Regions from separate parts of the Homo sapiens genome. Here regions 1 and 3 are each linked to region 2. A link is a contact called in ENCODE Hi-C data. All regions are on one chromosome and are shown on one strand. Each heading gives the region's core, a stretch centred on a gene start or an enhancer-like site at or near the end of the contact. The rest is flanking DNA. Distances are from core to core; before and after follow the strand shown. Region 1 overlaps LOC105375409 (a long non-coding RNA gene). Region 2 holds the start of PEG10 (paternally expressed 10). Region 3 holds the start of CDK6-AS1 (CDK6 antisense RNA 1).

Region 1 (4,411 bases), core at 993-3,492, 1.0 Mb after region 2:
CGTGCACACTTCAATGGCATTCTTTGAATACTTTGATGGCATATTGGAAGCCCTGAATTTACCTCTGATTTTTCTGTTGTAAGGACAATAACTTTCTTTTTCTAAAGCTAGATTGAGGTGATTTACTTGTAATTGAAAAAAACTTCTAACAATATCTAATGGTGCATACTAAAAGCCGCTCATCCTCACTCATAATAAAAGTAGAAATTAAAAATGAGATGACATTTTCTACCTATTATATCGGCAAAAAGTTAAATTAAAATTGATAACACATTATATTGGCCAAGCTGTGGAGAAATAGGCCTTCTCATATTTTACTGATGAGCAGTTTAACAACTCCTGAAGCAGGCAAATTAAACATATTTGTTAAGATGCAAATATATGTATCTTTCGACCCAGCAATTATGCTTTTGTGTAATTTGTCCCACAGATATATACTCAATCCTGTGAAATGAGGCATGTACAAGGCTATTCAGCATTGTTCCAAAGAATAAACAATAAGCATCAAACGTTCATCACTGGAGAAGTGATTTCATTTACATGGTGGAAAACTCTGAATCCATTAAAAGGAATAAAAAAAATTTTAGAAACTGATAATGGAAAGTTCTCTATAATATATAGCTGTTTAGAAAAATACAGGGAAAGAATATGAAGAACTTGCTGTAATTTATGCTTAAAGGGGTGGGAGAAGGAATCTATGTTCATGTTTAGTTGCATGTGCACTAAAATCTCTGGAAGAATATACAAAAAGTGGAATAGCATGGCAAAGGCTACGTAGAGGAACTTGGTAGAAAAGGGACAGAGATAAAGGGATTCTTTTTCAATGAAGACGTTTTTGCACATTTTAATTTTTGAACCCTGTAACTGCACAACCGATTCAAAAATGAAATAAGATTCCAGGGGAAAAGATTTCACTTCTATGTTGGAGCTGTGGAACTCTAAACCCAGGGGTGGGATGTGAGGGGTCCTTAGTTTGAATTGTGTGTAGACTAGACTCCATCTTCTAGAATTTCTAATCCTTTCCAGCCTTGAGGGAACCAGTTGCAGAGCTGATCAAGAAATATCCCAGGGTTACAGTGGCACCTACAGGACAAACGGAAATGTTTCAGCTTGTTTCTTGGTGCTTTTTTTGTGGAGCAGGGGGAGTCAAAGTTTAGGAGGACAGAGATAAGGAGGTGACGTTACAGTTGCTAGTTACTGCAAACATAATTTTTATACCAGTATATTAGAAGCTTAGACCTTAGAGCTAAACACCCGTGATTACAAACATCGTGGCTTTGTCACCTGCTCTTTGTTATACCCCTGTTGTATGGCTTTAGGTAAAGGAACTTAACATTTCTGAGTTATAGTGTCTACTTGAAATATGTGAAATATGCTGTCTATATTACAGGTTAATGCCTCAGTGTTTTAAGAGACTTATTTTACCAGAGAAACTCCAAACCTGGCAAACAAAGGCCTGTGAGTACTCAACCCTTAAGACAATCCTAAATGCCCCAAACCTATCCCAGCAGGAAGTGAGCTGCTAAAGAGATGTAGTCCACAGAGGAGGCCTCCAAACCTGTGGGCTACATCACCCAGAGTTCGTCAGGGCCACGGAAGATAAGGGACAAGGAGATCCTTGTGGAGAACTCATCAGGGCAGCCAGATTGGCTAAGGAGCTCACATCACCTCCAGGTCAGGATACTTTGTGTTTCCAGTCCTACACATCATGGGAATTGCTACGCACCAGGAATTGCTACACTTTTTGCTGCTTCCCATTCTCTTCCTTATCAAATGGATGATTTTTTTGATAATTATCCTATTCTTTCTCTGTCCCTTCATGTATTGCATTTGTGGTTATATTGGAGCCATAGTTTGCTGAGCCAGAAGGAACCACCACACCAGGGCCTGACTAAGAAGAATCACCCAGAAATCCTGGACTTGGAGCTATAACTAGATAAGTCTTTGTGTGGTCTCCCTCTGAGAAGAGGAAAGTGCACTTTCCATGGTATCTAATTATGGCTTCATTAGGTAGGCACTGGCGTTTTTGAAGGGATATGTGAGAGTAGAAGGGACAGTGTGTTGTTGAAGGTGTGAATTACAGCTAAAACCTCTGTTGTTAGCCAAGCCAGCGCTTAGTTGTCTTTCTACATTTAATGTCACTTTGATCTTCTGTTGGACACCTGGAATCCATGCCTCTCACATCTCTCAATTCACCTAGTTTGAGTGATTTTGGCTCTATCCCCGGCTCCAGAAGTGGTTGTATGACTCAGGCCTGGCCAGTCAGAACACTGCATCCTGTTCAATTCAGGTCAGAGAGACTCAGGGCAAGCAAGATCTCTCTGCTGAGATTGGAGCTGCGAGAATGAAGGGGAAAGGAGCCTGTCTAAGGACAGGGCCAAGACAGAGGGAGCTGGAGTGAGAGTGAGAGTGAGAGTGAGATTGAGAGAATGAGAGCGAGAGTGCGAAAGAGAAATCACAGTCGGGGGTGACATTTAAGCCTTTGGAGTAAGGCCCATTGGACATTCTCCATCTAGGCTTTTCAGTGATGAGAAAATAAACATCTTGCTTGAGCCAGGTAGACTGCGGCTTTCTATTGCTTGCAATCAAAACAGTTCTAAATCAAATGGCTCTTAAACCAAAAGATGCTCAAACTCATAATAATAAGAAAATAATTGATACAACTTTTTTTTTTAACTCTCAGATTGATTGGCAAAAATTCAAAACATACTGTGTTGGCCAAGCTTTTGGGAAATAGACAATTTTTACATGGCTGCCAGGAGCACAAGCTGGTACAAGCCCTGTGAAGGGCAATTTGAAAATGCCCGTAAACATGACAAATACATGTATCCTCAGATGCACGACAAAGTGAGAATTTTTCTGTTTTTTCATTATTTTTTTCTGACTGGCAGAGAAATTCAGCAGGAATTCTCAGATATATTTAGGTATATTGACACACATGCAAAATGGACCCTATACAAAACTTCTCATTTCAGTATTATTTTAAATGGCAAAACAATCAACTTACATGTTCATCAATAGAGAACTGGGTAAATAAATTTTGGTGTATCCATAAACTGGGAATACTTCAAAGCTAGAGAGGTGGGGGCAAAGAGGAATTTTTATGTACTGATATACAGGATTTCCAAGATATAGTATTATATGGAATAATTAAGACACAGAAAAAAAGGTGTTATAGTACATTATCATGCAAAATAAAAAGTTGCTTTTAAAGTATTTGCTTGTATGTGCATAAAATGGTCTCTGGAAGTATAAAAGAAACTAATAACTTTGCTAACCTTTGATATGTAATAGGTAAAAGGGAAATTTTTTAGCATATTCTTTTTATCATTTTAATTTGTTTTTGAGCCATATGAAAACATTACTTATTCAAAAACTAAATGAATATAAATTTTTAAATTTTCTCATTAGGACCTACAAGCTAAAGAACAGTTAAAAAACAGGCAGTGAAAAGATTCCAGGGGAAACGATTTCACTTCTGTGTTGGAGCTATGGAACTCTAAACCCAGGGGCGGGGTGTGAGGGGTCCTTAGTTTGAATTGTGTGTAGACTAGACTCCATCTTCTAGAATTTCTAATCCTTTCCAGCCTTGAGAGAACCAGTTGCAGATCTGTAAAGAAATATCCCAGGGTTACAGTGGCACCTACAGGACAAACGGAAATGTTTCAGCTTGTTTCTTGGTGCTTTTTTTGTGGGGCGGAAGAGTCAGTGAAACAACAGGCAGTGAAAAAAAAAAAAATACACCAATCTTACTGATCCAGGCAGTGAAATGCATAAGTTGAATGAACCAGCTTCTTCCATTTTCTATGAATATCTGGTCTATTGCAGCCCTGAGAGATCTGTGCTATAAAGCTGGAAATAGATGTTCTGTGATGAGGGTGGCACCTGCAGGACAAAGTGAGAATTTTTCCTGTTTTTTTTTTTTTGTTGTTGTTGTTTTTTAATTGTTTTCTTACTAGCAGAGGAAATCAGCGGAGCATGGAGAGGGCAGGTATTGAGCATGAATTTTCCCCTTAGAGTTGCTAGATGTAAAAGTTTTACTAAAAATAATGGAGACATTGCAAACAAAACTATTTTTATATAAGGCACACACAGAGAATCAGTGTGGAATAGAGAGGTAAAAGTAGACTCTGGTAACATATATTGGCTTTGTCACTCCCCAGCTTTGTGGATTTAGGCAAAAACCACATAACATGACTGAGCTTAGAGGCTACACCTATAAAATGAGGGCAATAAAACTCACCTTAAAGGACTGTTGTCTCTTAACTTTTGAAGGGAGTTTCTTAGCCAGAGAAACCCTAACCTGACAAACAGTAGCCTTCAATTGCTCAATCCCTGAGGCAATTCCAGGCCCCTAAACCCACTCACTCAGGAAATGAGATGTTGAACAGATGCAGTCCATGGAAGGGGC
Region 2 (4,406 bases), core at 1,686-4,185:
ATAAATAATACACATTAACTCCTCTTTGCTGTATATGCAACCCTGTGCAAAATGGGCAGAAATAGTCAACACCAGAAATAAATATCTGAGAAAATCCAAAATTCACATAGATATTAAATATCCAAAATATGTTTAAAGTTCTTATCTATTAATTTGGTTTTGGTTTTGGTTTTGAAAATGTTTGTTGTTCTAGACAACACAAAAATGTTACCTAAAGTATTGCTCTATTAATGTTATCTTTCTGTTTTATTTTTAGTATTGTTTTGTTTTTTGGATAACAAAAAGGTTTTATCTAAATTACTTATATATTGATGCTGTTTTTTCCCTTAGAAAATTCTATTTCTAAGCAAAGTGAAAATATTTTCATATGTAGAGGAATAAAAAACTACAATATGTTAGAATAGTGAGATGGGAGAAAATTCTTCTCAGTTTTCTGGTTTTAAATATTTATGTACTAAGGTTGTTCATTTAAAATTTTAATTAAAAAATTAATATTATTTCCTTTAAAGAAAGCTCTCCAAACTTAATGTTATTTAACATTTAAAGGCTCTTTGGAAAGAAAATAATCGAGGAGAATTAATTTGATCTTGTTTTTAACTTTTAGAAAGTATTTAACTGCAATCCTATGAAAAATATTTATTGTATAGCTACCTATATATGCATAGAGAACGTCTGAAAAAGCAGACTCTATAATGTTTACTGGTGTTATTGCAGGGTGAATAGGTTACAGGTGACCTTTTCTTTAGAGTTTTCTAGGGTTTTCTCTCCTGAATTTTGTACAATGACCTGAAATTACTTTTATTATGGTAAAATACTAATTACGTTTTTTAAAAAAAGTCCTGGTTAGCATTTTGAAATGAAAAAATCAAATTGGTTCAAACTTGTTCAAACTTTTAAAGTCTTAAGATGGATTTTTGAACTTTAATTTTTCCTGCTTTTCATCTATACTGGTTTTAAATCTCAATTTTTAGAAAAATAATGTCTCAGTTAACTAGGTGAAGTAACTTTCGAATTTAAACAAACAAACAAAACTGGTAAGAATTTGACAGCGGTCACCAGAACAGTACTCTACCAAGCATAAGAAATCCTGGAATTATTCTATCTTGCAGAAGAGGGTGAACATCCTAAAGATTAAATTAAAAGGCACTTCTAAAAAGTATAATTGTGTTTACCCAACTTCCTAGGGAAATGTCTTTGTTAAAAAGCTGCATTTCATTCATTCATATTCCGGATAGTGGGCATTTTCTAATAAAAAGTAAAATCTCAGTAAATGGGCTACAGTTTTGTTTATTCCTAGAAAGGCTCTCTTTTAAAGTGCGGTGTCTGCAACGTTGTTATGACAATAAGTCAAATTCTTATTGATATTCCAAGTATAAAATAATCCGTAGCAATGTTACTAAAATGTGCTCAATTTTGCTCTTCAAATATGAAAGCGTTTCATCTGTGTTTCAGAAACCTAACTCAGCTGTAGACAATTTGGTTTTCCCTTTTAACTTAAACTTGTTTTACTAAGATCATCAACAGATTGTCAGTTTCCCAAGCACCTGACACTGAGGCGCTTAGATGGGAATCCGCGTTAAGGTTTTATTTAGCATCCTTCCTCATCAGAATTTTAGCGTCTTATCAGCCACTGCAATTTTCCCTGACATAAAATATATATGTTCATAGTACAAATGCACGCAAATATTTGTGGCCGAATCTCGGCAACCCGCTGGAAAGGATTAAACGTGCGGTTGCCGTGACTAAACGCATTCATTCACCCTACAAGATTTAGGAAAATGTAACGTTGCAAGGGAAGCAAGGTCTCTGTGTAAACCTCGTAATCGCCACCAAAAGTCGGTAGCTGGGAGCCTTCAAAGCCCGCCAAACACACTGGAAGCATCCACAGCTGTTTTAAATTGGTTTTGGTTTCTGGAAATAGCGCACTCGGTACGGCAGCATCTCTGGCCTCCAGCCGGGGTTAACCCTGACCTGAACGCCCTGTTTAGCTCCCAGCATTTCATGATTCCGCTTCCCTGCTCCGTAAAACCGAAGAAAACCGAGATTTCCGTCACCGAGAAATGCACTTAGCAAGAGGGGGAAATTCGGTGTTTTAAATGTCACATTTTTGTGTTCTCTACCACTATCAAGAAAAGGAAAAAAGATGTGTTTGTGTAGCGGGGACGCAGCTTGACACCCATTTCCTTTGGCTCGCATCGCGGTCGCAGAGCCCAATCGCGGGGAAACGGGCCCCCCAGAAAAACAGGCAACGACCCCCAGCTCTTTGCTACAGGGATCGGGAGAGGACTACCCTGGGGCTGGGCGGGGAGGGGGATGTTGGGAACAGGAATTGGAGATGGAATTTCTGCGCCCGCAGAGCAGGGAGGGGCCCGCGGGGGCGCGGAGAGGAAAAAAAGGCCAGGGGTCAAGCCTGGGGAGAGAGAAGCTGGGCCGGGGAAATGGGGTACAGGGTGTACTGAAGGAGGGGTACGGTGGGGTCCGGGACAGAAAGAGAGGCTGGTGCCCAAAGGGCGCGCTCAGGCGCCCGGAACCCGAGCGGGGGAGGGGGAGGCGGCGGCCTGTTGGCCCCGGGACCTCCACGTCGCGCGCAGGCCACTAACCTGTCAGCAAGAATGTGCCAGTGGTCGCGGGGCTCATCCTGCGTGTCCCCCGACCCTGTCCCGTCCAAGCACAGGGGTCTCCCAGCTCCCACCACCGGGGCAATTGCATTCTTGGCCTGGCTAGGCCGTCCGTCCTCGATTCTCCCCTCCCCTCCCTTTCTTCTTCCCTCCCAGCTTGGCCAGTTCAGCATCAGCATCCCGCACCCCCTCGGTAATCCCGTACTCCCTCTAGCGGCGGGCCACTGCAGCGTGGCCACCGCCCCCACCCCCATCCCCCATCCCCGCACCCCCCTCCACCCCCTAGCCCGCGGAGCACGCTGGGATTTGGCGCCCCCCTCCTCGGTGCAACCTATATAAGGCTCACAGTCTGCGCTCCTGGTACACGCGCTTCAACTTCGGTTGGTGTGTGTCGAAGAAACCTGACTGCGCCCTGAGGAGAACAGCGGAGAAGGTCCACCGAGCCTGGCGAAAGGTCCGCTGAGCGGGCTGTCGTCCGGAGCCACTCCGGGCTGCGGAGCACCCAGTGGAGACCGCGCCTGGCTCAGGTGTGGGACCCCATCCTTCCTGTCTTCGCAGAGGAGTCCTCGCGTGGTGAGTATGCGGTGAGGACGTTTTTTTTTTAAAGATCACGTTCATTCCCCGTGCTTATCGGGAGCTGCGGGAGATGGAGTAGCACCCCAGAATGTCTCCACGCAAAACTTGTCACGCCTTCACTGGCTGTACCCCAAAACAAATGGGGAAACCAAGCCTTAAAGGCTTGGGTTTCCAGGACCAAGTCCAGATACGGGCTGTAGACAGAGATGAGCTGCGGACAGTGATGAGCTGCAGACGGTCAGGAGCTATAGATCGATTTGCAATTTGCTCTTCAAATGCGCTACCAAGTGCCATGCTTTACAAACAGATAAGCGCTTCAAATGCGCTACAAACTGGCGCTTCAGATGCGCTACAAGCACGCTTCACGCGGGCGACAAACTGATGGGAGCTACAACTGGCGCTTCATTGCGCTATAAACTGATGGGCGCTTTATGTGCCACAAACTGACGGATGGGCGCTTCAGTGGCGCTACAATCCAGAACGAGGAGCAGCGATATAGGAGCTGCAGACAGAAAACTGAATTGCGCTTTACATGCGCTGCAAAATCTGAGCTGCAGAAGAGTAGCACTACAAAAAACGCTACAAAAACGATGCGATTAGCCAGCCCGACAACAGCGCTTCATTGCGCTGCGAGGCACATGAACTGCAGAGGTACATGAGCTGCGGAACAATTCACACCTAAGATGCACTACAAAGTGGTAAGAGCTGCAGAGGTACAGGAGCTGCAGACCGTTTGCGCTACAAATAAAGCAGCCGTAGTGGGACATGAGCTGCGGAGTACAATTCCTCTGTTTTCTTGGAGCAGGACCCCACCCTTTCACCTTTTGGAATGGCTCCCACTCTATTTTTCTGCAGGACGGTTCTCGCATGATGGTGCTGGTAGACAAAATGGAGCCCCGGGCAAAAATTAGTGTTTAACATTCTGCCCACACCATTCCCGCTATAGCAGTGGAGTGGAGGGGCACTGATTGGAGTGGAAATGGGAATCTTTTGGTGATGGCAGAGCAGGCTGCCTGCCTACTTGTGCTTGATTGAAGTGGCGGTGTAGTTGTGGTGGCGCGAATCAGCGTCCAGCAACAGTTTGTGGAAACTGTGGGTTTGCTGAGTATGGCGGGGGAATTGGATCTGTGGATTGCTCTTGCTGCATGAAATGAATCTGGCTTTGGTGACTGGTGGGAGGGGTTTGGGAGGGGGGATTCTGGCGGCGGGGGG
Region 3 (3,967 bases), core at 857-3,356, 1.8 Mb before region 2:
TCGGTTGGAAACGGAATTCTCTCTCCGGCTGGGAGGACCTCCCTGGTGGAAACCTTGGGAAGACCAGCCATCTGGTCGGGGAGGGTTGGGGCTTATCGGGGGTGGGCGAGCGAGCGGTCCTGGGGGAGGGGAGACACCGTCCCCCACGGGATCCCAAGGGTGGGAGAAAGGGGTGTTCGCCACAATTTCGCTTGTCGTCTCCTTAAAGAATAACTTCAGGAAGGGGATAGCATAATCGCGCCTCGTCCTTAAGTTTTAAACTGATTTCGACCTGAGCAAAACTCAACCTCCCTTTCAAAGGGTGGGGGGTGGGGGGTTAAATCCTGCGCCTCCAGGGGTGAGAGAGAAGGTCTCTGTCCTCGGGGCCCGGACTCGCGAACCTTTTCCCATTCCCAGGACCTCCCCGCTGTAGGTAGCAGAGGTGGCTGCCCCATTCCCCCTCCGGCTAAAGGCCCGGTCCAGTCTGCAGCCGGACGCCCCCGGAGCCCTCTGCACAACAAAGCGCCAGAGTAGGGTACCCTAACTTTCCCTCCCCATTCAGCAGCTATCTGGGACCTAGGGGGCCTCCCTCCTCCAGGGCCGCCGCGGCCTCGGCAGGACTTTCACCACGACGGCCGCATGTCCGGAATTCCCGGGGCACCTCGGAATTACCTGCCTCGCAACCGCTGGCCCGCTCGCCTTTTGCCAGGAATTAAACAAACGGCGCGACCCCCACGATGAGCGGGTGGAGCGGACCGCGGCGAGAGCAGAGCTTCTGGCACTCACTACATTCAGAACTTTCCTTAAAAGCCGAGGAAAGAGCCCCCAGGGACTGCCCGGGGGTCTGAGCCAGGTCGAGGGCCACACAGGTAGCCGGGGAGCCGCCGCCGGCCGCCCAACCCGCCTGTCCTGCATCCCCCCAACCCCCTCCCGCTCGAGTCTAGCCCCGGGCTCCGCAGCGAAGGAAGCGTCGGGGACGTCCCACCCCCGCAGGGAACTGCGCCTGCTGCCCCCGCCGGGCCCCGCACTGCCCTGGCTCTCCCCCCACTCGCCCCCCAGACGGTCGGCTTCGGCGGAGAGAAACGGGAGCAGCAATGCCTTTTCCCCCCCTCTCCTCCACTTTTTTTTGTTGTTGTTGTTGCTTTCCCACGCTGGCTGAATGTGACTTGACCCCATTTCAAAAAAAGTTTGACATAGTGCTTCAACATTTCCGCATTCCTCCGCGACTACAAAGGCTGCAGCCGCCTCCTTCTGCTTTCTGTCTCTGCTCTCTGTCTTCACACTCAATGAAATCCTTCATGCGCCTCTCCCGAAGCCTGCCAAGCACCACAAGGGTCGCCACCAGCACAGCGACAAGAGGCCACACCGGGGACCGCGACTCCCGCGTGTGCGCACACGCAGATGCGCCCATATGCACACGGACGGGCGCGCTGCGGGGACCAGGGCTGCTCACTGCGGGGCGTGTGTTTAACTCCAATATTTTAAATTATAAAAGTAAACTTGGAAACTACAGCAAACGTGCGTCTTCGCGGGGCTCCAAGCCTGGGCACTGGCCGGCTGCGTGCACTTTTCTGTGTATAACACGCCCGCAGGAAGCCTGCGTTAACATTTATCTCGTGGAGGGGAAGGTGGAGCCCACACCCACACCTCAGCGAGCTGGAGAGGGAGTTTTCGAGGGGGAAATGCAAGCACATTCTCCAGCATGGAGTCCCTAGAGGCAGTGCATTTTAAACCCTAAATGTGAATTATTATGTGAGTGTCCGAGTAGAGTTCCAGTTCCGTTTGGAGAAACTGTATGAGGCGTGTTCCGTGTGGGTGTGTGTGCGTACGGATACGTGGAAGCAGGATCTCGGTGTCGCGGGTGTCCCTAGGCTGGGATCTCCCCCTCTCATCAGATAAGGAGAATCCTCTAGCTCCCCAAAACTGGCCCCCATAACCAATCCCGTCTCAGTTCGTAAGGGGTTAACCAAAGCCGATTCCAAGGAAACACAGGTCCCCCCCACCCCCCGCCACCCTCCACTTACCCCACCCACAGTTCTGCCTCGGACCCCGGCCAATCCCCCAGATCTCCCCCGGGACCCCCCACCCCGCAGCCCACCCACCCGAGCGCACAGCTCCTCACCTGAGGGGCCCAGTCGCGTCGGGCCTCCCGAGGGGGCTGCGAGTGTCAGTCGGCTCTCCGCACGTGTCCGCGGCCTCGCGGAGCAGGTAATCAGACTCTGGGGAAGGAGTTACCAGCACTCTCTCCGGCGAGGGGGTGGGCACAGCGGCGGAGGGCGGAGGGACGGCGGAGGGCGCCGCCCGCGCCGCTCGCTGGGGGCGGACGGGGGCCGCTGGGCTCCGGCCGGCGCTGGGGGCCCCAGCCGGGGAGGCAGCTGGGGCGACCGTGCGGGGTGGGGGCAGGGACCCGCGAAGCCAACTCTGCCGGAGACCCACCCCCCGGCGGGGCTGGGGGCTCGTGGCGCAGTGGCAAGAAAGTGTGCAAATTAAAGCCTTCCGGAGAGAAATGAGGCGGCCGAGTCCCGGCAGTGCTCCGAGCTCCGGGCTCCCTAGCTCCCTTCTACGAGTCGGGGGCTAGAAGGGCGCGGTGGGGGTGGGGGTGGGGGGGAGAGTTAAATGAAAATTTCCGGCTTTCGCTGAAACTGTAGTAGGGGGATCCTGCGACTAAAATAAGCGGCATTAGTGGGAGAGAGTGGGACGTGTCGTCGGGAGTCGGCGGAGTTTCCAAACCCAGGGTCGCCCAGAGTTGGGGTTTTGACAGGGTGAAGCGGGGGGCATCCTCACTGTGTGACGTGGACGGATGGGAAAAACACAAAACAACCAACAATAATTATGAGCGGCCAATGGGGGTGGTAAATACCAATACTTTCCAAGAAACTGAAAAATCAGACCAAAAAATAACTCTTCTCTTAAAAAAATAAAGAAAAAGTTTGGCAGGATGCCTTGCAGAAAAGAAAATACTAATCTATCCAAGCACTTTTCACTTTCAGCATGAGCTACATTTGTTTTGTTTTCCTTCGCTTCCTTTCTGCCTCACAAAGCCCTATCTTTTCCTTTTAGACAGAGGATATGGTTTGGAAATTGTCAGGCACTCTTATGGTTAACGATCTACTTGAAGGGGCTGGCGGGCTCACAATTATTAAGTGGTTAGTAACTGCTGAGGGTTCACTAACGTATTTCAGAGGAGCTAAAAAGACTAAAATTTAGTGTAAATAATAGAACTGCAGATAGTAGATACATACACAAAAAGAGGAGTGCTCAGTTTAAATGCATTATTGGAAATCTGAAATTTGAAACCTTGTAAGAATGTATACTTTACCTGCTGAGAAACCCTTGAATACAATTATTTCAGGTGAAAATTAGATTTTGGAGAAAAAAAAGTCTTTAAAACTTTCTACAATGGAGTAAAAGAAAACTTGAAATAGCTGTCTTTTTGGAAAGAATTTGGTGTTCTCCCCAAAATCTCTATCTGTAGAATACTTGAAACCCTTTAAAACATCTTAAAGCAAAACTTTTCACAAAATTATTTACTTAAGTGCTTTGTAGAAAAATTAAAACCTGGCAAAATTCTGTTTGAATTGGAAATACTACTTCTATAAATCTTTTGACTTTAAAACCATGTTACTAATCTCACAGTAAATCAAATTTTTGCCTTTATAAAACTGATTCTATGTTATAGTGTGAGGTAAGGCTAGGGAAATAAAAATTGATGCATTTTCAGTAGCACATATTTTGCAATGCATTATAATACTTTTTTCTTTAAAAATAAAAGTGAATAATTGTATGTCTTTAAGCTTAAGATAATTCATAAAATACATTTGTGTTAAGAGCATGTCTTCTAAAATAAGATCCAGTTTTCTGAACAAAATTTGTATTTATAAAGCTATCTATAATCTCATATACCTTATAAATTTAAGAAGGCAAATCATTAGATTTTATATTTACATAAAAATATTGGATCACTACAAGTCACTAATTAGACTTTAAG

The links. Hi-C counts contacts between places; a loop is a spot of excess contacts on that map. Pooled maps may share reads with other maps.
Region 1: a loop to region 2 is called in a map of GM12878, with 2.7 times the contacts of the local background. The contact joins the enhancer-like site here to the promoter of PEG10 in region 2. A Hi-C loop is called at or near these places in 1 of 168 maps with a recorded cell type or tissue (GM12878), 3 of 37 single-sample maps with no recorded cell type and 15 of 50 pooled maps.
Region 3: a map of naive thymus-derived CD4-positive, alpha-beta T cell shows a loop between it and region 2 (16-fold over the local background). The contact joins the promoter of CDK6-AS1 here to the promoter of PEG10 in region 2. A Hi-C loop is called at or near these places in 1 of 168 maps with a recorded cell type or tissue (naive thymus-derived CD4-positive, alpha-beta T cell), 2 of 37 single-sample maps with no recorded cell type and 10 of 50 pooled maps.

The regions. Positions count from the first base shown.
Region 1 is chr7:95,686,854-95,691,264 of GRCh38, forward strand. All of the region lies in intron 2 of LOC105375409 (a long non-coding RNA gene), which reads left to right. Among named protein-coding and RNA genes, the nearest start is that of DYNC1I1, 83 kb to the right of the region's middle. Within about 2 kb of position 2,243, at least 2 of the 41 ENCODE cell types and tissues checked have a DNase peak (open chromatin) inside an H3K27ac peak, as active enhancers do.
Region 2 is chr7:94,653,390-94,657,795 of GRCh38, forward strand. PEG10 (paternally expressed 10) reads left to right here and starts at 2,936. Exons shown (of 2, transcript NM_001172437.2): 1 at 2,936-3,202. The coding sequence starts at 3,198. SGCE (sarcoglycan epsilon) reads right to left here and starts at 2,744. Exons shown (of 11, transcript NM_003919.3): 1 at 2,601-2,744. The coding sequence starts at 2,709. RefSeq lists enhancers at 2,092-2,869, 4,139-4,188.
Region 3 is chr7:92,834,377-92,838,343 of GRCh38, forward strand. It overlaps CDK6-AS1 (CDK6 antisense RNA 1), which reads left to right and starts at 2,107. Exons shown (of 2, transcript NR_110088.1): 1 at 2,107-2,187. It overlaps CDK6 (cyclin dependent kinase 6), which reads right to left and starts at 2,197. Exons shown (of 8, transcript NM_001145306.2): 1 at 2,102-2,197. RefSeq lists silencers at 780-1,029, 2,140-2,499 and an enhancer at 1,610-1,689.